Regions from separate parts of the Homo sapiens genome. Here region 2 is linked to region 1. Evidence: chromatin loops called from intact Hi-C (ENCODE). Cell type or tissue: B cell. All regions are shown on one strand.

The links. Peaks named below come from ENCODE experiments on the same cell type or tissue, not always from the same donor. Only the 100,000 strongest peaks of a DNase experiment are listed, where the experiment ranks them.
Region 2: it touches region 1 in a loop (8-fold over the local background); 15 of 110 quality-filtered maps call a loop at or near these places.

What each region holds. Positions count from the first base shown.
Region 1 is chr12:42,331,263-42,333,762 of GRCh38, forward strand. The region is part of intron 1 of PPHLN1 (periphilin 1); the gene reads left to right. Among named protein-coding and RNA genes, the nearest start is that of PPHLN1, 6.3 kb to the left of the region's middle. In B cell, a CTCF peak has its summit at 1,218 (motif pointing left); a DNase peak (open chromatin) is centred at 1,239; H3K27ac peaks cover 1,039 bases.
Region 2 is chr12:41,263,097-41,265,596 of GRCh38, forward strand. The region is part of intron 3 of PDZRN4 (PDZ domain containing ring finger 4); the gene reads left to right. Among named protein-coding and RNA genes, the nearest start is that of PDZRN4, 76 kb to the left of the region's middle. In B cell, a CTCF peak has its summit at 1,374; no DNase peak of the experiment used is centred here.

The DNA.
Region 1 (2,500 bases):
TTATCCTGAGTGTATTTAATAATGGAAACTGACTAGATTGGAATGCAGAGTTACTATAGCCTAAGTTGCTACTATAACCAGTTTGGTTAAAATGAAAAAACAGATCCATTATCTTGACTTTGGATTCAGAGTGTTAATGGTTTGACAGAAGGATATTGCCTATGACTTTGTTTTCTCAATTTCCATGACACTTTTGCTTAGAGTGCAAGTCCTCCATAATCTCTCAGCCCTCAGTTGAAGTTAACATAACAGTGGTTGGATAGCCCAGTGGAGTGCTCTAAGAAAGGCTTCTTTTCTTTCTGGAATTAAATATCCCATGATGGTATATTAAACATACCGTCTTCATTGAATATGGCATAAGAGAAAGAGATTTTTATAATCCATAACCAGTTATTAGCGCACTTCTGAATGAAGCTTGTATTCTCCACACTGAGTTCTAATTCTGTTCTTTGCCTAATTGTGATGTAGAGGGTCCTTCTATTGTTCTGTTGATTCTTCAGTTTGAATATCTTGTTGGCTTAGATAACTTTTCTGGAGTACCATCGAAACTGCACTGATATGAGGAGATGTAGTGATGATGTGGCAGGTAACATGATCACTCACTGGGAGTCTGAACACCTTTGTATAAATGTAACTGATTGGTCAATTTCCTAAGCCTGGATAATATCATAAACAACATATGCCGCTAATCAGGAAGCTTGCTGTACTTATCAGCTATTTTTAAATCCTTTAAAAATTACAAGGTTCTAGCATGGGGGCAACATAGTAAGACCATGACTTGATAAAAAATAAAATTAGCCAGGTGTGGTGGTATGCCTGTGGTTCCAGCTACTAGGGAGGTTGAGTCGGGAGGATCACTTGAGCCCAGGAGGTCAAGGCTACAGTGAGGTGTGTTTGCCCCACTGCATTCCCGCCTGGGCAACAGAGTGAGACCTTGTCTAAGGAAAAGAAAGAAAAAGAAAATTGCAAGTTTCCATTTGAATATAAGGTGATATTAGTGTATTCTGTCTTCTAATTACCATAGGAGATGGTAATTTTCATCATACTAAACTATGGAGGTATTTTGAAGTCATTGTTTACAATAACAGCTAAAAACAACCTTAAACATCTAGTACAATCTCAGAGATAAGGATAAGAGAGATGACCTGCCCAGCTCTCAACTGGCAAAATTCTAGACTAGACTTCTAGGACTAGAATTCTGTTATTATAATTTTGTTCTTATGAAACTTGGGTGGCCTCTGGTGGCCAAAATGATATCTTCTATTTTCAAGAGTGTGTTTGAAGCGAGTTTGGCCTGAGAGTTCTGTTTATACAATTAATGAAGATTTAATTATTTCTCTATATTGGTTGGTTTATACAGACACAAATCTTTACGTCTGTATTTCCCCCCCTTACAGGAAATTGTTGAAAACGTTAAATTTGATTCCTAAAAGGACTCAAGTAAGTATAGTATAGTAGTATTTAATATAGTAGTTATTGTTACATTTTTTGTGGGACACCGGTAAATTTTAATATTTCAGTATTAAACTACATACTATTTCTTTAGAACTCTTATTGTTTATTTTTCTCATTTATTACAAAACCTTATTTTTATTTACATTCTCCTTTAGTATATTAATTTACATTCATCATTTTTATCATCACTTCACATGTTATGCTTATTGAATGATTTTCAGGAACTTTAAAAACAGTTACATACTTTTGTAATACATAATAGTATATATACATTATGCAGTAAAATATTCATCCTCTGCCCAGCTACCTAGTTCTCCCCAGAGGCAATTGCTGTTGCATTCTCTTGTTACTCCCAGGAGTAGTCTGTACATATGCATATATATTCATACCTGGTCTTTTTACTGTGCTTTTCTTTGCTTAGCAGTATATCTTGGCAGTCTTTTCATATTGTTACTGGGGTTACTTTTCTTTGAAATGGTTTGCAAAAATACTCCTTTTGTATAAATATAATTGATCAATTTACAAAAGGAATACAAAATATTCCTTTTGTATAAATGTAACTGATTGGTTCAGCAATTTAATTTGTGCTATTTTGATGGATATTTTAAGTTCCTTTCAATCTTTGCTATGCAAGTGTACAAGTATACCTAGAAGTAGAATTGCCAGGTCAAAGCATATGTGTTTTTAAAATTTTAATAAATATTGCCAAATTCTTCCCAATCTGTACCAATTATACTTCCTTTTTTTTATTTTTTATTTTTTATTTTTATTTTTATTTTTTTTGAGATGGAGTCTCACTCTGTTGCCCAGGCTGGAGTGCAGTGGCACAATCTTAGCTCACTGCAAGCTCCGCCTCCCGGGTTCATGCCATTCTCCTGCCTCAGCCTCCCGAGTAGCTGGGACTACAGGCGCCCGCCACCACGCCCAGCTAATTTTTTGTATTTTTAGTAGAGACAGAGTTTCACTGTGTTAGCCAGGATGGTCTCGATCTCCTGACCTCGTGATCCGCCCACCTCGGCCTCCCAAAATGCTGGGATTACAAGCG
Region 2 (2,500 bases), 1.1 Mb before region 1:
AAGTCTCAAAGCAAAAATAATGTGTGTGTGTGTGTACACACACGTACATGTATCAATGAGACATATAAAATGAATTAGTCATGCTGATACCTTTTTTTGGTGGTGGTGGGGGAATGTACTGATAAAGCCTTTTTATCAAAATGTATCTTGTATTCACTTAAAGAAAATGAAAATAGTTGGGCGCGGTTGCTCATGCCTGTAATCCCAGCACTTTGGGTGGCCGAGGTGGGCGGATTGCTTGAGGTCAGGAGTTCAAGACCAGCCTGGCCAATATGGTGAAACCCCGCCTCTACTAAAAATACAAAAATTAGCCAGCATGGTGTTGCATGCCTGTAATCCCAGCACTTTGGGTGGCCAAGGCGGGAGGATCACTTGAGGTCAGCAGTTCAGGAACAGCCTGACCAACATGGTGAAACCCTGTCTCCACTAAAAATACAAAAATTAGCTGAGCATGGTGGCATTTGCCTGTAATCCCAGCTACTCAGGAGGCTGAGGCAGGAAAATCATTTGAACCTGGGAGGCGGAGGTTGCAGTGAGCCGAGATCCCACCACTGCACTCCAGCCTGGGCAACAGAGCAAAATTCAGTCTCTAAAGAAAATGAAAATAGAGTCTATCAATAAGTTAAAAGCAAAATGTTGGTAGAAAATAAGAATTAGCAATCACATGAATTTTTGTGCTTATATTAAATTTAAAAGCAAGTTACTAGTATAAACTATACAATAAAATATTTATCATATATAATCCCACACCTTAAAATACAAGAAGGAGGCTCCTCCTTTCCCCTTGTATTGATAATAGGTTTACATTTATCCATCAACATGCTTTTACCTCTGTGATCAAAGGTAAAATCAAGCTGTGGCCCAAAACTGACTCCATGAAAAACACACCCTTGACTTAACTTTTTGTCCTTTCAATTTCAGCAATATTTGAAAATATAAAAGTATAGTTAACAATATGTGCAGACTTATAAATTTACCAATTTAAGGAAAGAGAAAAAACCTATGGAAATTCTATCATTTAGCTGCCATATAATTACTTAAGGCTGTAGGTACAATGAATACATTGTTATTTATTTATATGATAACAAAATAATGAAAACATTGTATTGGCAGAGCTAATTATTCTCTAATTGCAAAGACTATCAAGTGACTTTGGCTTTATGAAAGTAAACTTCAACCTGAGTGTATACAATTTACAAAATTATGACATTGTTTTTTAAAATCATTATGAATAAAGCATCATACCAATAGTAGTTAGAATTGAACTTAGTCATAGCTCTTGGAAATTTGTTATCACCTTTGAAATATGTTCTTTTTCTTATTTTCTTTTTATCATGTAGTGGTTTGTAGTGGTTCAAAAAATCCATTAGAGGGCAATATAATATTGCTCTGAAGCTGAGAAAATATACTAGTGAAAGAACAGAGTATTACTCTGCCTCTCTGAGTTTTGAAAACAGCATTCTTACCAAAAGGAATTATTTAGTTCTGTTTTTTCATTAGTGTTTTATTTTTCTGAAACACAAACCATCAGCTGAATTTTAATCTTTTATTTATATTTAGAGCTGTAAAATAAATTATTCTAAATTTGAATTTAAATCTTGCAGGTGTATATTTAACTTGATAAATACAAATAGATGGTGCAGTAAATTTCCTTCTACAATTGTATTGTAGAAAACCTTTTTCAGAATGAAATCATGTCATTTGAAGCAACCTGGATGCAGCTGGAGCCATTATCTTAAGTGAATTAACGCTGAAACAGAAAATCAAATACCACATGTTCTCACTTACAAGTGGGTACTCATGAACATAAAGATGGAAACACTAGACACTGGGTACTCCAAAAGTGAGGAGGGAAAGAAGGAGGAGAGAAAGGAATGAAAAACTATCTAGTGGGTACTATGTTCACTATTTGGGTGACGGGTTCAATTGAAGCCCAGACCTCAGCATTGCACAACATATCCATGTAACAAACCTGCACATGTACCCCCCAAATCTAGAATAAATTGTAAAAAAACCTTTTTGTCCACAATATAATGTCAAATGAGTCCTTAAAAGTGAATAACAAACTTGCTTGGAATTTAAAAATTTAGAGATCTACATGTATAAGTGAAGAAATCCTGGGCTTCTTTTCAAAGTTGATCATTTATATTAAAGGACATATATTTTACATGCATGGTTTATAAATGCAAGACTTCTACTGGATCATCAACCCAAGTTATATTTCTAAGTTTGAAAATACACCTGAACTCATGTAACCAGTTTATATAATTTAACATAGATTTAAAGTTTTATTTAATTCAAATATAATTAAGAATTAATATGTTGTGGATATGGTTTTACCTTAAGAAACCATTCTATGTGACACCAGAAACACAGCAAGGACCGATCTCAAATCCTGTCTTAAATCCTGCAGGTTAGATTAAAATATATTGCATCAAAAAAATTGAGCATTTAAGGAAAACACTAGGCATTAAAGAACTACATTAGGAGTGCTGCTTTC